2 separate regions of the Homo sapiens genome follow, and region 1 is linked to region 2. Evidence: chromatin contacts called from ENCODE Hi-C or POLR2A ChIA-PET data. All regions are on one chromosome and are shown on one strand. Each heading gives the region's core, a stretch centred on a gene start or an enhancer-like site at or near the end of the contact. The rest is flanking DNA. Distances are from core to core; before and after follow the strand shown.

Evidence for each region. Hi-C counts contacts between places; a loop is a spot of excess contacts on that map. ChIA-PET counts read pairs that join two places held with the same protein, here RNA polymerase II (POLR2A). Pooled maps may share reads with other maps.
Region 1: a pooled map shows a loop between it and region 2 (2.8-fold over the local background). The contact joins the enhancer-like site here to the promoter of DEFB126 in region 2. A Hi-C loop is called at or near these places in 6 of 50 pooled maps. POLR2A ChIA-PET finds 5 or more read pairs at or near these places in 2 of 52 experiments (HEK293 and activated naive CD4-positive, alpha-beta T cell).

What each region holds. Positions count from the first base shown.
Region 1 is chr20:263,918-269,280 of GRCh38, forward strand. No RefSeq gene overlaps it. Among named protein-coding and RNA genes, the nearest start is that of DEFB132, 8.9 kb to the left of the region's middle. Within about 2 kb of position 3,139, at least 6 of the 41 ENCODE cell types and tissues checked have a DNase peak (open chromatin) inside an H3K27ac peak, as active enhancers do.
Region 2 is chr20:140,119-145,836 of GRCh38, forward strand. It overlaps DEFB126 (defensin beta 126), which reads left to right and starts at 2,472. Exons shown (of 2, transcript NM_030931.4): 1 at 2,472-2,568; 2 at 5,297-5,633. The coding sequence starts at 2,511. The coding sequence ends at 5,574.

The sequences.
Region 1 (5,363 bases), core at 1,889-4,388, 120 kb after region 2:
GCCTCCCTGCTGTCGGTGCCCGCTCTAATCTTGGAGCAAAGTTGAGGCCAAGCCCAGGTGCTGTCATAGCCTGTTGGGTGTGCACACGCTTGGGGCAGTGCTGACATACCAGCCCCCTGCCGCCTCGGACCCCTACAGACCTCGGGTGCTGACGAGCATAGGAGGAAAGCCGAGGTGGGGCTGAGGGCAGCTCGGCACCTACAGCCTGGGTGCCATGAATGGCAGTAGGAGTCTTCTCAGTTCTGTCTCCCTCCCTTCAGTGTGGATGAAGGGGTAGAAATGAGGTACAGCATCCTGTCTTTCCCAGGGGTCGTGTTGCATCCTTTAATAGTTTACCACTGACAGCACTACCAACGATTTGGGGATTGTGTCTCGAGGAAGCAATTGACCTAAATTTCATGTATCAATGAAACTGTTTTTCCTTATGGTTTTAATTATTTATTTATTTTATAAAATAAAATAAATAGGCTTTTAATATATAATGAAAGCCTTTTAATGTTAACATGCAAGGACTGAAAGAATACCTGTTGGACTGCAAGATGGCTGCTCCCTCTACCCTCAGCTTCAACTGGCCTGTCAGCCAAGCTTTGATTTCCTAGGCAGAATATAAAAGAATTCCTCTCTGTGGTGGTCCAGGAGACCAAGGGAATTTGGGGAGGTGATAGAACTGCACCCTGATCATGCTGGTGGTGAAAACTCGTGCAACCGTACACCCAAATGTCATCTTTTTTACTGTATGTTAATTTTAGAAATCAGAAAGTAAAAGATGCAATCACAAAAATATCATTTGGTAGGACAAACTTATTCAGTATATGAAGATAATAGAGAACTTTTATACAAAAGTGGCTCTTACAAAATATTAATATAAAATATTAAAATATAAATTCTCAAGAGCTATAACTTAAACTTCTATGTTAATTTAGGTAAGCAATTCTCCTATGAAAAGACTTAACGAATTCTTTCCTTTTCTTTTCCTCTTGTCTTTTCATTTTGCTGCAAGGAGCAGCCTTAAAGCTGACTGAAACAGTTATTGTGACCAGCATGTAATGCTTGAAAAGATGAAAATCCAGCTTTAAATATGCTCAATCTCAATAACTTTTTTGGTTTTTTTTTTTTTTTTTTTTTTTGAGACGGAGTCTTGCCTTGTCACCCAGGCTGGAGTGCAATGGCACGATCTCGGTTCACTGCAACTTTCGACTCCCAGATTCAAATGATTCTCCTGCCTCAGCCTCTTGAGTAGCTGGGATTACAGGCACCGGCCACCATGCCCAGCTATTGTTTGTATTTTTAGTAGAGATGGGGTTTCACCATGTTGGCAAGGCTGGTCTCGAACTCCTGACCTCATTATCTGCCGCCTTGGCCTCCCAAAGTACTGGGATTACAGGTGTGAGCCACCGCGCCTGGCCTCAATAACTTTTTAATAGGTATATGCTTAGTTTATTCATGTTTCTTTGCTAGTTTTTTTTCCCTGCAAAGAAGAAGAAGAAAAATAATTTTAAATCTTATTTGAAGGATGATTGTACACTGTGTTATTGGCCTTGGAAAGGAGAGAAGGAGGAAAAGGAGTAGGAAAAGGGAAAATATCTTAAGAGGTTGTACTGTTAATCTACTTCCAGGCAGATTTTAACCACTAAAGCTAAAATGCTATTATGAAATTGAATATTTCAATTGAATATTGAAAATGGTATAATGATGCCGGGTACGGTGGCTCATGCCTGTAATGGTAGCACTTTGGGAGGCCAAGGTGGGTGCATCACTTGAGGTCAGGAGTTCGAGACTAGCCTGGCCAACATGGTGAAACTCTACCTCTACTAAAAATACCAAAAAAATAGCCGGAAATTGCTTGAACCTGAGAGGCAGAGGTTGCAATGAGCTGAGATCATGCCACTGCACTTCAGCCTGGGCAAGAGAGCAAGACTCCATCTTAAATAAATAAATAAATAAATGAAAATGGTATAGTGGCTTGAAGATGCAGGGGCCCATGAGGAAGAACATGGATGGCCCCTAGAAGCTGAAAGCAGCCCCCAGGTGGCAGCCAGCAAGGAAGTGGGGTCTTCAATTCTACACGTGCAAGGAACTGAATTCTATCAACAACCTGAATGAGCTTGGAAGCTGATTCTTCCCCAGAAGCCGCAGATAAGAGCTCAGCCTGCTAGGGGCTTGAGAAAGGGGAAAGTGACTTTAAAAATGTAACTCGAGGGAGTTCCAAAAGGCTAAGCGATTCGGTGAATCTAATAAACATGTTAAAATGCATAAAGTTCGGGTGTGGGGGAAAGGGAAGGGAGAGCATTAGGACAAATAGGTTCTTTTCTGAGTTCTGGCCAGGAGGCTTCTTGATCAGTTCAAATTGTTACAAAGTTCAGCTGGAGGTTTCCTTCTCCCTGTGGCCGCTCTGGGCCTCTGGCAGCCCTCCTCAAGGAGCAATCCGTTTCCTTCAGAGGGTCTGTGGGTTCTCCTGGCTTCCCTAATGCGTTCCTGCAGTCCTTCTGAAGCAAAACTTAATGATGCGAGCCTCCACACGCTGCTCTGACCGTCCGAGTGGGAGCTGCAATCTAGTCCTGCCTCCCGTCTGTCATGATCCCTGGTGGTTTTTGACTACAGCTCAATTGTTTTAGATTCCATGTGTAAGTGAGAACATGAAGTATTTGTCTTTCTGTGTTTGACTCATTTCACCTAGCAGAATGTGTAATAAACATTAACAAAATGAATGTGTAAAATCAGGTAGTGATCACAGCTACAAAGAAAATAAAACAGAGTGATAGATGGAAAGTGATGGGGAGGAAGAACCTGGTTAGAAATGGTGGTCAGGCAGGACCTCTCTAAGAAGGGAAAAGAGCTGTGACTGCACGATAAGCCGGCCACGTGAAGACCTTGAGGACAACATGCAAAGCTGATGACCCACCGGCCCTGCAAAGACCGGGCGGGAGATAAGCTTGGCTGGCGCGAAGAAAGAAGGCTGGAGGGAGTAGAAATGGGGACAGGAGCTGAACGCTGGGAGAGGGGGCTCAAAGCCAGCTCGCGTAGGCAGGGACTGGGCACTCGCAATGCGCGCAGAACAAAGGCCTCTCTCTCTCTTTCGCCACACTAAGGGCCAACATGGTCATCTCCAGGTGCGGATTCTGCCGTAAAATGCGCCCCTGGCGACTCACGACCAGGACGCATTCCGCACCGCTCCCCCACGCCCCGCAGCCCGCCCTCGAGGCTGATTGATTTGTGCCAGTCTCTACCGCCATCTGCCGGCAGCACTCGGTACACCCGCGCCCTGGAGGTCGCACGCGCTGGCCAAACGGGCGCACCAGACACTTTTCAGGGCCCTGCCAAAGACCTCCCAATGTCTACTGGCGTCCCAGACACAAGAGATCCAGGCCAAGACTCACACTTCACAAGATACACAGACACGGGCCTTAGGGAACAGGAAATTCCATGAAACTTCCATTTACCCAATTAGCCGGACTCACTGAGCCCCAGAATAGGGTTTTCAACCAACTCCTACTAAAATTAAAAAGTAATGTGTGGTATAGATTGGAATAATAGACATTGGAGGCTACAAACGATGGGAGGCGGAGAGGGGTGAGGGTTGAAAAATTACCTATTGGGTGCAACATTCACTATCCGGGTAATGGGGCACTAGAAGCCCACTCCACCACTATGCAATATATGTATTTGTACCCCGTAAATCTATAAAAATAAAAACTACATTAAAAATAATAATAATGTCTGGTCATCTAAATAGTACCTCTACAGCTTATTAAGTGCTCTGGAGACGTCCCAGTTGCCTGTCCTTCCCATTAAAGGTGATATCCAGTGCTGATTTCCCCTTCAACCTCGGGTTCCCATAAACCTCTTCTTTCTCACTCCTGCTGCCCTCCGGTACTCCAATAAAGAATGATAGATGGGCCGGGAGCAGTGGCTCACGCCTGTAATCCCAGCACTTTGGGAGGCCAAGGCGGATGGATCACCTGAGGTCAGGAGTTGGAGACCAGCCTGGTCAACATGGTGAAACCCCGTTTCTACTAAAATACAAAAATTAGCTGGGCATGGTGGCGGGCCTCAGTAATCCCAGCTACTCAGGAGGCTGAGGCAGGAGAATCGCTTGAACCCGGGGGCAGAAGTTGCAGTGAGCAGAGATTGTGCCACTGCACTCCAACCTGGGCGACAGAGCAAGACTCCGTCTCAAAAAAGAAAAAAAGAAAAGAAACAGTCCCAGTATGCATCCATGTGCATGTGCATGCAGGTGTATCTGCCTGTGAGAGCTGCGCACGCGGCTCTGAGTACCTGGGAAGACACCCATGTACAGATGCTGTACATGTGCGGGGTCACTCTCTGGCGCATTCGGAGGCATGAGGGCTACGTGCAATGCGAGGGAACCTATGTCCAGGCTTCCTTTCTTGGTTTTCCTCCTCTGAACTCATGCATCCCTTCACAAACAGTCCAGCTCCTGGCTAAAAACCTATGTGTGATTTTTCAGCCCAAACACAGGCAATGACAGGTTTTACCTGGCAGGCCTCACAGCTGAGTCGTGCACAGCTGATGCGTTGCAGTCTTTAAAGACAGTTGCAGACACAGACTCAGGCCTCCTGGACAGTCGACCTCTCACACACATCTCCGCTCCCAACCCAAGTCTTCATTCAGACACGTCTTCATTGCAGTGGGGTAGGCCTTCGGCCAGGACCTCCTTATCTTGGGGAGTGGAGAATCCTTGAAGACACTTTCCTCCATGCTGACTCAGAAGTTTTCCCACTCTCCCTTCCCCACCCCATCCCTGGCCCCCAGGTCCGTACAACTTCAGGAGCCTTTTTGTTGGAAGCTTTTCTGCAGTGAGACCAACCCCACACCTGTGCTCATCCACCCGACCCCAGTTGGCATCATTCTATGAGGAAATTAGAACAGGTGGATCTGTGTTCTACAAAATAAAACAAACCAGGTTCTCTGGTTTAGCCTCTTTCTTGTACTGTAATAATAAGAGATTTGGGGCTTGGCTATTACTTGCTTTGACTTTTTTTGTTTTGAGACAGGGTTTCGCTCTGTCACCCAGGCTGGAGTGCAGTGGTGCGATCTCGGCTCACTGCAACCTCCGCCTCCTGGGCTCAAGCAATCCTCCCACCTCAGTCTCCCTAGTAGCTAGGACTACAGGTGCACACCATCATGCCCAGCTAATTTTTATATTTTTTATAGAGATGGGGTTTCACCATGTTGTCCAGTCTGGTCTCAAATTCCTGAGATCAAGCAACCCACTGGCCTCAGCCTCCCAAAGTGTGAGGATTACAGGCCTGAGCCACCATGCCGGGCCATCATTAATCAGCTACTCCAGCACTTAGCAGTTCAGCTCTCTCCTGCTCAGCTGAGCTCCTGATTGTACAGTG
Region 2 (5,718 bases), core at 1,222-3,721:
TACAGAGCAACTAGGTAAAAAATTAACATTACAACAGGAACAAAACCTCATATATCAATATTAACTTTGAATAAAAAGGGATTAAATTCCCCCACTTAAGAGATATAGATTGGCAGAACAGATTTAAAAACATGAACTAACTATATGCTGTTTACAAGAAACTCATTAATAAAGACATGAGTTCAGGTAAAGGGGTGGAAAAAGATGTTCTACGCAAACAGAAACCAAATGAGAGAAGGAGTAGCTATACTTATATCAGATAAAGCACACTTTAAATCAACAACAGTAAAATAAAACAAAGGAGGTCATCATACAATGATAAAAAGATCAATTCAGCAAGAAGATATAACCATCCTACTAAATACATATGCACCTAACACAAGACTACCCAGATTCATAAAACAAATACTACTAGACCTAAGAGGGATGAGAAATTACCTAATTGGTACAATGTACAATATTCTGATGATGGTTACACTAAAAGCCCATACTTTACTGCTACTCAATATATCCATGTAACAAATCTGCGCTTGTACTTCTAAATCTATAAAAAAATTAAAATTTAACAAAAGTAAATAAAACACATAGCTAAAACTAAAAAAGCAAAAACAAAAACTATGCTAAGTATTGGTAAAGATGTGGGGAAAAAAGTAAACTCTCAAATATTGCTAGTGGGAGTATAAATTGTTTTCCACTTTGGAAAACAATTTGGTAATTTCGTTTTTTTTTTTTTCTTTTCTCTTTTTTTTTTTTTTTTTTTTGCATGCCAGAAAAAAATATTTACAGTAACTATGGAACACAAAGGTTTATTACATCCATAATTAACATGGAACATTTACTTATCAGTTTGACAAGGACAACACTGAGACCTCTTAGGACAGAGAGAAAGGGCAATTTTCAAAGGAAAAAAGCATAGTATATGCATATTTAATAAGTAAAACATACACATACCCTGTGACTCAGCCATTGTACATCTAGCTGTTTATCCAAGAGAAATGACAGCATATGGCTACACAAAGAGTTGCACACAAATTTTCAATGGCAGTTTTATTTGTAATAGCTAACATCTGAAAACAATCATAATGTTCATTAGGGGGTAAATGGATAAATGATCATATATGCATAAAAAGTAATACAAGCAATAAAAAGGAATGAACTATTGGTACACGAAACATATATGATTCAAAATAATTGCCTTGGATGGAAAAAGACAAGCGGAAAAGTATACATGCTATATTACTTCATTTATGTAATATTCAAGAGAATGCCAAGAAAGCTACAAGAACAAATAGCAGGTCAGTCGTTGCCTGGGTATCATGGAGGTAGAGGGAGGGAAGGGAAGAGGAAAGAGTGGATGCCAAAGAGGAATGAGAAACATTTTGAGAGTGAAGGATATATACATTATGTTGATTAAGGTAATGGTTTCACCAGTGCATCTTTTGCCAAGTTCATCAAATTATACACTCTAAATAATGCAGTTTAATGTACATCAATTATATCTCAATAATTTGGAATGAAAAAAAAAAACTCCTCACAAAGAACAAAACCTCTAGGACCTGATAGCTTTCAGTCACAATATAGTCAGGCACTCAAAAAAAAACTTTAACACAATAAAATTCTCTTTGAATGCCACCTTAAACTCAATCCCATCCAGAGAAAACAACTTTTATTAGAATGACATGTGATTTGCATTTTTAGTTCATGCATTTACTTATATACACATAAATATAGCTTTTTCACATAAATTAGAATCATTGCTATGCATGTTGTTCTAAAATGTTGCTTTTTCACTCAAAAAATGTTTAGTAAGATAAAATCTGCTGCACTCTTTTTAACAGAAGCACAGAATTAAATCATATGGATGCACTTCGTTTTATGCTACTCTACAGAGTGACAAGACTTCTTTGTGCATTTATCTTTGAGCACTTATTTATTTCTTTGTAAAAGGCTTTCTAAATTTCCAGATCATCAACAAAGCATTAATTTGGTCAGTTAAAAAACAATTGCTTATATCCTTCTCTGAAAAGAATGATGTACAGAAAAGAATTATATATATATATGAATAATACATCATAAGTGTTCAGAAAGACATTGTATTTTAGGTGGAGAGACAGGCAGGTGACCAGACTGCTACATGCAGTAAGATGAACCCTGATAGAACTAACACTGGAGGCTGTGAAAAAACTGCTAGGAGCACCCAGCCTTGGTAGAGCAGCATAATTTCTTCCTGTAATTCTTTCTCTCCAAATTGCCATACACTTCAGCAGAGTTTGCAACTTCTCTTCTAAGTCTTTATCCTTCCCCCAAGGCATGCCTAGCACAGGACTCTTGAACAGTGATGCCTCAATTAGAGTTGCTAGCCAATAGATTGAAGCTATGTTGGCACAATATCCTACATCCTCCCGATCTACTGGCTGAGCCCAACCCCACCTAAGAAGGACAATAAAGATCTGTGTTCAGAGTCATACTGAATAGAGACTTCTGGACTCTATAGAACCCACTGCCTCCTGATGAAGTCCCTACTGTTCACCCTTGCAGTTTTTATGCTCCTGGCCCAATTGGTCTCAGGTAAACAGAATCTTGGGGAAGAAGAAACACTGGCCTGGAACAGGGTCCTGCACATGGAGTCCCTGTTTCTAAGTGGTCTGTGGAAATGGGGTCTGGCTTCTCACTGGGAGCAGGGCTGAGATTTGTCCTACTTCTTCAGACCACCTCTGTTCTAAGAAACTTGAAGGCTCTCAGGATAGAGCAGGATCTGTGATCGGAGCTGGGGAGGAGGGTAAGGCAAATCCCATACAGTTGCCTCCAAAGGTAGAAATGATCTTGAAATCCCAAACTTCTATCCTGTCACTTCGGGTCAGTCCAGTCAAGCCCTGCCTCATTTCACTTTTGTTTTTTTTGCTGCCGATATTCCCTCCTGAGGTAACAATTATATAATATTACTTCCCCCAGTTTTCTTGGTCTTACAGAGAGGTCTCTGATTTTTTGTTTGTTTGTTTGTTCTTGGATGTGGTTAACAGAACAGGAAAGGCTGTTTCTATATATGTATAGGACTGTAAAATGGAAAATGAAAAAAAAAATTCTGTGTGGGAACTATTGGAAGTCTATATCAGATTTCAGCTCTGTTTGTGTAAGCATTTCTTATTTTTAATTTATTCTGTAGCTTATATTTACAAAACCAAGACAAGAACACTGAAAGTTATTTAGAAATAAATTGGCCACATTTCATCACTGCTTGCATTTTTTCACTTGTAACCAACTGATATATGAGCTTATAACCTGCTTTATTTTTTTACCTACGATTCTATCAGGAAAATTTTCACAGGTCTTGAATATTCCTTGAAAATACAATTTGCAGTAGATGCTTATAATTCTGTCATATTTTTGTACCAATATTAACTTGGAAAGTCCTTAATTGTGTGTCATTTGGATTATTTTTTCTAATGTGTGAGTACTGTAAATAACATTGTACAACCTTATTAATATATCATTGTGAGATTCTCTGTTTGTATAGGTAAATTTTAGAAGTTCCATTGCTTGGTACAAGGGTATTATTTCTTCTAAGTTAACTGGCACATATTGCCAATGGTTACTATTGGAGTATTTGTATTTTTAACATTTGTATTTCATATTTCTTGCAAATATTTTCAAACATATTGGTTGCTTCTAAAATGCATTATTTATTTGAGACACATAATTTTCATTTTCATGTCAAATCTATTGGTGTTTTCTTTGCATTCTTCCACTAACTTAGTAAGTCCTTCTCCGTGTTGAGAACAGTTATTCACCTATGATTTTGTTTTTTACACCGGACTCAATCCCACCTTTTTACATAAGGCACAATGAAATAAACTAATATTCTTTAGTATAATTTCCTAATGGGTTATATAATAACTCCATAGCCCGCCTCTAGAGATAGTAGTTTATATTCCCTAATTTGCAGAAATGTTCAAATTGATAGTGGATAAGAGGAAATTATAATGCTCTCATGGTTGTCTCAAAAGATGTTTCAGGCCTATTGCATCCTTGAAATTCTATGAGTTTAAATTGCCTGATTTCTCCCTCTGTCTCTGGAACATTAGTGACATACATCGACATACATCACATACTTGTATGTTGTCCTTTTTCTACACTTTGTGTGTGTGTATATATATTCTAACATATACATATATATAATGTTAAAAACTCAATCATCAGAGGAGGATTAAACAGCTGATAAGGGATAATAGTAGTGGTAATAGCATTCAAAAACGTTTGCTCTGTTCACTTACTGTCAATTACCTCATATTTCTTTCATTTATTGTACTTATCACAATCTGTAGTTATTTTGTTTATTCATTTACTTGTTTATTTTCTTTCTCCCCCTCTCCAATGTAAGGTCCTCAAATCATGTCTTTCTGTTCATTGTTTTATTCCCTGCATCTTGCAGAATTCTTGACATGGTAGGCACTCATCATATACTTGTTGATTAAGTACAGTAATGAGTTAAGCAAGGTAAGAAAGAGCTCCAGCGTCACTCTAGGGCCTCTATGTGTTAAACCATGTGATGAGATATTTTCATATGTATATAATATGTACACATATATAGGCAAACCCTGCAGAATGTCTCCCTAATGAATATATTCCTAATGGAATGGCTTTTTTTATTCTCAAAATTTTGTAAAATGTACTTATATCTCAATATCATATAGGTATATAGGTATAGATGAAAATTTTTTATTTATCTTTCCATAACTTGACATGACATTTTTAACCAGATAATATGTAAGATAAGCCTAGAGTTATCTTCTAAATATAATTTTTAGGATCTCAGAAACATGTAAGGGACATTTTGAAAATCTCACCAATTGGCAACAAAAGCCATATGTGTTTCAGTAATGGTGAGAAAGATGACAGCAATTATTTTAGCATTTCTTATTTTTGAAATGATAGTTTTTACTTCTGTTTAGGTGTTTGTGTTTTAGCTACATTTTAGGAAATTGCTTGGGGATTTTGTGTTCATGTATAACAACATGCTATATATTTTCCCATTTAAAATCATGGGGAATTGGCCCCTGGTAAGTGTTTGTATACAGAATTCTGATTTCAGAAATGAGAATCTCATACATATCTAAAGAATTCTATGTGTGTTTATAAAATTTCACTTAATCCTCAAAGTAGGTATTTATGATTAGGAAAAACATGCTAAAGCAACTGGAAAGGCACTTGAATAAACAGTGCTCAAAAACTATTGCTATTTTTTATCCTCCTGTGATAAATACTTAGGCTTAATAATCTATATAATTCCTTTATTCAGGTAATTGGTATGTGAAAAAGTGTCTAAACGACGTTGGAATTTGCAAGAAGAAGTGCAAACCTGAAGAGATGCATGTAAAGAATGGTTGGGCAATGTGCGGCAAACAAAGGGACTGCTGTGTTCCAGCTGACAGACGTGCTAATTATCCTGTTTTCTGTGTCCAGACAAAGACTACAAGAATTTCAACAGTAACAGCAACAACAGCAACAACAACTTTGATGATGACTACTGCTTCGATGTCTTCGATGGCTCCTACCCCCGTTTCTCCCACTGGTTGAACATTCCAGCCTCTGTCTCCTGCTCTAGGATCCCCGACTCATTAAAGCAAAGAGGCTTATTCTGGTGTCAGTTTTCTCTCTACAGCCCCCTTCCCACTTTCCCTCCATTCAACAGTGTCTGGAAGGGCACCACAATTTCACTGC